Linked DNA regions of Homo sapiens: region 1 is linked to region 2. Evidence: read pairs that join two places in POLR2A ChIA-PET (ENCODE). Cell type or tissue: CD4-positive, alpha-beta T cell. All regions are shown on one strand. Each heading gives the region's core, and the rest is flanking DNA. Links, peaks and the distances in the headings are about the cores only.

Region 1 (4,369 bases), core at 1-4,000, 76 kb before region 2:
CTCTGGGATTCCACAGACTCTCTGGAGAACAGGCGCAGGCAGGAGAGCCTGCATAAAGACAGGTCATTACAATACCAATAACAAGTGATAAGAGCTTTTGTTGTCCTTGGACTCTGAATTCTCTATCTCTGTCACAGACCAAAGCTTCTGAATCACTTGGAGGACCTGTTAAAAATTCAGGTTTCTCACCCCCCAATCTTAAGGTTTCTGGCTCATTCATTCAATCCACAAATATTTATTGAACACTGTCCTGTGCTGGGCACTTTTCCAGGCACGGGGGATGCAGTAGAACAAAACTTACCAAGGCCCTGTCCTTGCTCAGCTTGCGTTCTAGTAAGTCTGGGCTGGCTGAGCCCAGGAATCTTCATTTCTAATCAGAACTGATACAGGTCGTCCTTGGACCACCCACTGGAGGCTTTTCCTAAGTCATGCTTCGCTGTGTTTGTGGTATGGGGGGTGGTTCATGCAGCATTCAGTACTGTGGGGAGCAGCCCCTTCCAGCCCTTCCCACCTGTGCTGGCTTCCCCAGGCAGCTCCCAAGAGGTGGGGAAGGGAGTCCTGAGAAGACTGAAGACTGGGTAGTATGTGGACTCCCCCCATGCCTGGCACTTGCTCCTCCTGGCCAAAAAAGGGAGGCACCTAGCACCCACTCCCTCATTCTTTTTTTTTTTTTTTTTTTAATTTTTAGAATTTAGAGACAGGGTCTTGCTCTGTCACCCAGGCTGTAGTGCGGTGGCATAATAGCTCACTACAGGAACTTGCGGACTCTAAGGATCCTCCCGCCTCAGCCTCCCAAGTAGCTGGGACTACAGGAGTGCACCACCACTCATGGCCTTTATTTATTTATTTATTTATTTATTTATTTATTTATTTATTTATTTTTTGAGATGGAGTCTCGCTCTGTCTCCCAGGCTGGAGTGCAGTGGCGCAATCTCGGCTCACTGCAAGCTCCGCCTCCCGGGTTCACGCCATTCTCCTGCCTCAACCTCCCAAGTAGCTGGGACTACAGGTGCCCGCCACCACGCCCGGCTAGTTTTCTTTTTATATTCTTAGTAGAGACGGGGTTTCACCGTGTTAGCCAGGATGGTCTTGATCTCCTGACCTCATGATCCGCCCGCCTCAGCCTCCCAAAGTGCTGGGATTACAAGCGTGAGCCACCGCGCCCAGCCTATTTATTTATTTATGGTAGAGACAGTCTCACCATGTTGCCCAGGCTGGTCTTGAACTCCTGGCCTCAAGCGATCCTCCCACCTCGGCCTCCCAAAGTGCTGGGATTCAGATGTGAGCCACCACACCTGGCCTCCCTCATTCTTTTTTTACCGTGACATTCTTTTCACCCTTGGGTTGAAGTCAGTCTAAAGGACAGTGTTCCTCACTTTATATCTGTTTGAGGAGACCTTTCCCAACCCCTGTTTCCACCTCTGTGTCTGCAGCTGCACTGTGTGCAACTGTACCTCCTGCCTCTCTGCCCAGCTTCTTCACAGCATCCATCCACCTGACATTGATCAAGCCTGGTGCTATACCACATTGAGTGTTGGGCACTGGAGCTAGAGAGGTGTGTGGCAGCTCCAGCCTGTAGGACAGGGTGTGGTGACCCTCCTTCTCACATCTAAGCTGTGTGGTTATGGGCACTGCAGGTCTTAGCCTCTCGGAACCTGTGAATCGATCATCTCATCCATTTCTTGCACTCTCTTTGTCTCTCAAGAGTTGTCAGTCTGGGAACCTCGGGCCTTCCTGAGCTGCTCCATCGCACATGGGTGGAGGAGAGGCTGGCAGGGGCCTCTGAGAAGGGGTGTCTCTGGCATCCATGGCCATGGCGTGGTGCCCTCCACTCCTCAGCCCACCCCTGCGTTATGCCTGCAGGTTGCTTCGAGGAGACGCCGTGGTGGAGCTGGGCCTCAACGATTACCTAGACATTGTCTGCCCCCACTACGAAGGCCCAGGGCCCCCTGAGGGCCCCGAGACGTTTGCTTTGTACATGGTGGACTGGCCAGGCTATGAGTCCTGCCAGGCAGAGGGCCCCCGGGCCTACAAGCGCTGGGTGTGCTCCCTGCCCTTTGGCCATGTTCAATTCTCAGAGAAGATTCAGCGCTTCACACCCTTCTCCCTCGGCTTTGAGTTCTTACCTGGAGAGACTTACTACTACATCTGTGAGTGGCCAAGGGCACACTGGACACCTCTTGTGTACCAGAAGGGTAGGGAGGGGGAAGGAGAGGCCTGGAAGGAGGAGGGGGCTGGGTCTCTAATGTACATCGGGTTGAGGTATGGGCTGAACTCAGGACTGAGGAGGGAAATGTCTAGAAAGGAGAAAGTAGGAGGAGCTAGGAAAGGGGGCCAGGGAGATGAGAGGACTGGATGGGGCCTGATACATGGGTGTGGCCCCAAAGTAAGGAAACGCTTTCCAGGGACCTGGAGAGAAGAAAACCTGGGAGGGTCTGAAACAGTCTGAGGCATACAAAGGGGTGACTCCCTGTGCTAACTTTTTCCCACTTTCCCACTACCCAGCGGTGCCCACTCCAGAGAGTTCTGGCCAGTGCTTGAGGCTCCAGGTGTCTGTCTGCTGCAAGGAGAGGAGTAAGTGGGTTGGGAGCATGGACCCTACTGGCTAATGTGGGGCCTTGGGAAGGAGGGAAGGAGTGAGAAGAATCTAGGAGGATCAGACTCCAGGGGTCCTGGTGAAGCTTCAAGCTGTGGTCTCTTCTCCCCATTTAGCCTTGAGGGAGCTTCTACTGCACCATCCTCTCCCCACTTCTGTTTTGTTTTGTTTTGGTTTTAGACGGAGTCTCGCTCTGTTGCCCAGGCTGGAGTGCAGTGGCTCGATCTCAGCTCACTGCAAGCTCCGCCTCTCTGGTTCACGCCATTCTCCTGCCTCAGCCTCCGGAGTAGCTGGGACTACAGGCACCCGCCACCACACCCGGCTAATTTTTTGTATTTTTAGTAGAGATGGGGTTTCACCGTGTTAGCCAGGATGGTCTCGATCTCCTGACCTTGTGATCTGCCCACCTCAGCCTCCCAAAGTGCTGAGATTACAGGCATGAGCCACCACCCCCAGCTCCCCCACTTCTTTTTTAAGAGACAGGGTCTTGCTGTGTTGCCCAGGCTGGAATGCAGTGGCACGATCATACCTCTCTGCAGCCTCAAACTCCTGGGTTCAAGCGATTCTCCTGCCTTAGCTTCCCGAGTAGCTGGGATTACAGGCATGTGCCACCACAACTCACAACTGGCTAAATTACTTTTTATTTTTTGTAGAGATGGGATCTCAGGCTGGCCTTGAACTCCTGGCCTGTGTTGCCCAGGCTGGTCTTGAACTCCTGACCTCAAGAGATCCTCCTGCCTCCCAAAGCACTGGAATTACAGGCGTGAGCCACCATGTCTTGTGTGGCCTCACTGCACACTTTTTTTTTTTTTTTGAGACAGAGTCTCGCTCTCGCTCTGTCGCCCAGGGCTGGAGTACAGTGGTGCGATCTCAGCTTACTTCAACCTCACCCTCCTGGGTGCAAGCAATTCTCCTGCCTCAGTATTCCGAGTAGCTAGGACTACAGGTGTGTGCCACCCAGCTGATTTTTTTTTTTTTTTTTTTTTTTTTTTTTTTTTTAGTAGAGACAGGGTTTCACCGTGTTGGCCAGGCTGGTCTCAAACTCCTGGCCTCAAGTGATCCACTCGCCTCAGCCTTACAAAGTGCTAGGATTACAGGCGTGAGCCATCACACCCGACATACTGTACACTTTTTAAAGCTGGGCCAAGAGAACAGGGTGTCCAGGGGCAAGGCCCTTCAAGGTCTTAGCTGAGTTGGTTGTCTCTATTGGCAATTTTGGGGAGGCTTGGAAGTTGGGGCTTAGAAAGGATGAGGTCATAGATCATGGGAAGGGAGTGGCTGGTTTGGGAGACCCTGGAGGATGGGAAAGGAGGGAACTGCTAATGGGAAGGGGAGGAAGGAGGATGGTAAAGTGGGAGGACTGATCAGTGCTACCCCCTCCCCCTCACAGAGTCTGAGTCAGCCCATCCTGTTGGGAGCCCTGGAGAGAGTGGCACATCAGGGTGGCGAGGGGGGGACACTCCCAGCCCCCTCTGTCTCTTGCTATTACTGCTGCTTCTGATTCTTCGTCTTCTGCGAATTCTGTGAGCCAAGCAGACCTTCCCTCTCATCCCAAGGAGCCAGAGTCCTCCCAAGATCCCCTGGAGGAGGAGGGATCCCTGCTGCCTGCACTGGGGGTGCCAATTCAGACCGACAAGATGGAGCATTGATGGGGGAGATCAGAGGGTCTGAGGTGACTCTTGCAGGAGCCTGTCCCCTCATCACAGGCTAAAGAAGAGCAGTAGACAGCCCTGGACACTCTGAAGCAGAGGCAAGACAAACACAGGCGCTTTG
Region 2 (4,386 bases), core at 62-4,061:
GCGCCCGGCCAGAACATTTCTTGATTACCATGATAGACTTTGGAGATACAGAGATGTCAAGAGACTCGACCCCTTTCAGGTGGAGGGGGAAAGCAGGAGTCAGTGAAGCAGTTGCATTGACAACTAACCATGAAGGCTTGAGATTATTGTTAGAACAGAGGTAGTCATATTTTTACAAGGACAACAACCAATATAACTTGGAGCCAGAGGAAGAAGGGCTCCAGGAGTCTGGGTTTCAAAAAAAAAGAAAAGAAAAGAAAGACCAGAAGAATTACCTGAAGTGGTGAAGGCATTGAAAGAAAGAGTATAATTCTTTAGAACAGTTTTGGGGATGAATTTATTATGTATAGAGAGAAAGAGAGAGAGAGAACAAAGTAAGAGAAAAGGTTAGGCAATTATCAACTTCAGAGGAAACAAAGAGTTATATAAGAAAGGAAAGACAATTGATAAGCCTGTCTTATAAAGACCACATCTGTAGTTTGACAGTTAGGTTTATTAACTTGCCACAACAGAGAGATCACACACTAGAAGAACTGTGGGGCAACTCATTAAAAAGGAAGAAATATGGTCATTCAGATGATATGGTTTGGCTGTGTCCCCACCCAAATTTCAAGTTGATGTGTATCTCCCAGAATTCCCACGTGCGAGGGACCTAAGGGGAGGTAATTGAATCACGGGGGCCAGACTTTCCCGTGCTATTTTCATGATAGTGAATAAGTCTCACAAGATCTGATGAGTTCATCAGGGGTTTCTGCTTTTGCTTCTTCCTCATTTTTCTCTTGCCACCGCCATGTAAGAAGTGCCTTTGTCTCCCGCCATGATTCTGAGGCCTCCCCAGCAATGTGGAACTGTAAGTCCAATTAAACCTCTTTTTGTTTGCAGTTTCGGGTATGTCTTTATCAGTAATGTGAAAATGAACTAATACAACAGGATATGGGAAAGGCTTGACTTTAAAATTTATATTTTAAAATTTATTTACTTATTTATTTAGAGTTGAAGTCTCGGTATGTTGCCCAGGCGAAGCTCAAACTTCTGGGCTCAAGTGATCCTCCTGCCTCAGCCTCCCAAGTGGCTGATACTATAGGCTAGCTAAAATTTAAATGAAACAGTGTTTTGATCGGTTCGAGGTAAGCATAACTTTAAGTGAAGGGATCAAGAAGTCCAAGCTGAGGGACCACTTGGAAATTACAAAGTCAAGATAAATATAGAATATAGTGTCCAAAAACCCACTATCTAGGCTGGGCACAGTGGCTCGTGCCTGTAATCCCAACACTTTGGGAGGCCAAAGTAATCCACGTGGCTCAGAACTTCTGGCAAGAGTAGGATGTTCCATTCGCACTGACTGATTTCAAATAGCAAAGTTTGTGACTATGATTTTAGAAAATGAAGTTTCTCAGCCGTATGTCCTGGATGTTAATTAACAAAAGCAGTTTTTACAGATTCACAGTCTTAGCACAAACACAAATGGCTCAGCTGTGAAGAAAATTTTCACAGCCGTAACGATGTAAACACTAAGTATTGATTTAACTAAAAATTGGAGCTGGGGACAGTGGAGCTGTGATCCCAGAACTTTGGGAGGCCTAGGTGGGAGTGTTGCTTGAAGAAATGTACAGATAAGTACCAGAAGAAGCAGCCTAGAAACTGGAGCGTAGTTGTATATGTAGGTTGTATATGTAAGGGTTAAAGAAGAGGAGCAGGGGATGGTTATTTTTCATTAAAAGCCTTGTAGAGTTACAGCTCTTTTTTTTTCTATTCTTTTTCTTTTTTTCAGACAAGGTCTTGCTCTGTTGCCCAGGGTGGAGAGCAGCGGTGCAAACATGGCTTACTGCAGCCTCGACCTCCTGGACTCAAGCTATCCTCCCACCTCAGACTCTGGAGTAGCAGGGACTACAGAAGTGGGCCACCACCACCACGCCCATCTAGTGTGTGTGTGTGTGTGTGTGTGTGTGTGTGTGTGTGTGTGTGTGTAGACGGGGTCTCCCTATGTTGCCCAGGCTGGTCTCAAAATCCTGGGCTCAAGCAATTCATCTCAGCCCCCACAAAGTGCTGCTATTGCAGTCGTAAGCCACGGCGCCCACCGAAGTTACAGCTTTCAGAATTTGTTGAGCAGGTTTCCCGGTTTTCACTTGAAAATGCCCCGCCACCCCGAAAAATATTTGTTGAACTAGTTGGCTTTTAAAACTATACAAATTCCTTTGTTAAAGTAAAAATTAAAACAAATAAAAACTTTTCTTTTTTTTTTTGAGACAGAGTCTCGTTCTGTGGCCCAGGCTAGAGTACAGTGGCATGATCTCAGCTCACTGCAACCTCTGCCTCCCATGTTCAAGCGATTAGCCTGCCTCAACATCCCAAGTAGCTGGGACTACAGGCACGCACCACCACACCCAGCAAATCTTTGTATTTTTATTAAAGACAGGGTTTCACCATGTTGGTCAGGCTGGTCTCGAACTCCTGAGCTTGTGATCCTCCCACCTCGGACTCCCAAAGTGCTGGGATTACAGGCGTGAGCCACCGCGCTCAGCCCAAACTTTTTTTTTTTTTTTTTTTGAGCCGGAGTTTTGCTCTTGTCGCCGAGGTTGGGGTGAAATGACACGGTCTTGGCTCACTGCAACCTCCGCCTCCCGGGTTCAAGCAATTCTCCTGCCTCAGCCTCCCGAGTAGCTGGGATTACAGGCACCTGCCACCATGCCTGGCTAATTTTTGTATTTTTAGTAGAGTTGGGGTTTCACCTTGTTGGCCGGGCTGGTCTCAAACTCCAGACCTCAGGTGATTCGCCCCCTCGGCCTCCCAAAGTGCTGGGATTACAGGCGTGAGCCACCGCTCCTAGCGAAAAACATTTTTTAGGCTGGGTGCGGTGGCTCACGCCTGTAATCCCAGCACTTTGGGAGGTGGAGACGGGTGGATCACGAGGTCAGGAGATCGAGATCATCCTGGCTAACACGGTGAAACCCCGTCTCCACTAAAAATACAAAAAAAAAAAAAAAATTAGCCGGGCGTGGTGGCGGGTGCCTGTAGTCCCAGCTACTTGGGAGGCTGAGGCAGGAGAATGGCATGAACCCGGGAGGCGGAGGTTGCAGTGAGCCGAGACTGTGCCACTGCACTCCAGCCTGGGTGACAGAGCGAGACTCTGTCTCAAAAAAAAAAAAATGTTTTTAAACCTGCTATACGACCTTCAAAGCCCTAGCCACATTTCCATTTCCACACCAAATCTTTCTGGTTTCTCAATCAAGGACTCACTGGTCACAATGACTTTCAAATATTGGTATACTTACAGGGGCTGGACACGAGCATTGCAGATGCAGATCCAGAAAGTCCATTTTATTCATACACAGTAGACTTGGCCCTGAAACTCCCCAGAACATTTTAGGGGCTTACACCACCACATATAAGGATAGATAATAAATTATAAAGTATTTCTGTTTTTTGGGTTTTGTTTTTTTTTTTGAGACAGAGCCTTGCTCTGTCGCCCAGGCTGGAGTGCAGTGGTACAATCTCAGCTCGCTGCAACCTCTGCCTCCCGGGTTCAAGCGATTCTCCTGCCTCAGTTTCCCGAGTAGCTGGGATTATAGGCACCTGCCACCATGCTCAGCTAATTTTTGTATTTTTAATAGAGATGGGGTTTCACCACTCTGGCCAGGCTGGTCTCAAACTCCTGACCTCAGGCAATTCGCCCGCCTCGGCCTCCCAAAGTGCTGGGATTACAGGCGTGAGCCACCGCACCCAGCCGAATGAAGTAGGTACTTTTCTATTCCCATGTATGAATGAGGAAACCATGACACAGAGAGGGCAAAAGGTAAGTAACTAGCTCAAGGTTGTGCAGATAGTAAACAGCAAAGCTGTTTCATTGGACCCAAAACTATATTCTTAGCACTTTCATTCTACTGTGTTGCTGCTACAGGAATGGGCAGTTAGGGTTCATCACAACAGCTGACATTCACTATGTGTCAGCTCTATGTCACTATGATTCCTATGTGTCAGGCACTGTGATGAGTGCTTTATGTGCATTATCTCAGTCAATCTTCACAGCAACCATGCGAAATAAGTACTACTGGCCGGGCGCGGTGGCTCACGCCTGTAATGCCAGCACTTTGGGAGGCCGAGGTGTGTGGATCACTTGAGGTCAGGAGTTGGAGACCAGCCTGGCCAACATGGTAAAACCAGGTCTCCACTGAAAATACAAAATTAGCCAGGGGTGGTGGCAGATGCCTATAATCCCAGCTACTCGGGAGGCTGAGGCAGGAGAATTGCTTGAACCCGGGAGGTGGAGGTTGCAGTGAGCCGAGATCATGCCACTGGACTCCAGCCTGGGCAACAGAGTGAGATTCCATCTCAAAAAAAAAAAAAAAGAAAAAGAAAAAAGGAAAGAAAAAGAAAAAAGAAATAAGT

What was found. Peaks named below come from ENCODE experiments on the same cell type or tissue, not always from the same donor. Only the 100,000 strongest peaks of a DNase experiment are listed, where the experiment ranks them.
Region 1: POLR2A ChIA-PET joins it to region 2 with 5 read pairs; 6 of 35 experiments call an interaction of 5 or more read pairs at or near these places.

What each region holds. Positions count from the first base shown.
Region 1 is chr1:155,064,867-155,069,235 of GRCh38, forward strand. The region is part of intron 1 of EFNA4-EFNA3 (EFNA4-EFNA3 readthrough); the gene reads left to right. EFNA4 (ephrin A4) reads left to right here. Exons shown (of 4, transcript NM_005227.3): 2 at 1,864-2,150; 3 at 2,506-2,574; 4 at 3,987-4,369. The coding sequence ends at 4,123. ADAM15-EFNA4 (ADAM15-EFNA4 readthrough) reads left to right here. Exons shown (of 26, transcript NR_176418.1): 24 at 1,864-2,150; 25 at 2,506-2,574; 26 at 3,987-4,369. Among named protein-coding and RNA genes, the nearest start is that of DCST1-AS1, 3.1 kb to the left of the region's middle. RefSeq lists an enhancer at 1-326. In CD4-positive, alpha-beta T cell, for the core only: no CTCF peak of the experiment used is centred there; no DNase peak of the experiment used is centred there.
Region 2 is chr1:155,141,193-155,145,578 of GRCh38, forward strand. No RefSeq gene overlaps it. Among named protein-coding and RNA genes, the nearest start is that of DPM3, 2.9 kb to the left of the region's middle. In CD4-positive, alpha-beta T cell, for the core only: no CTCF peak of the experiment used is centred there; no DNase peak of the experiment used is centred there.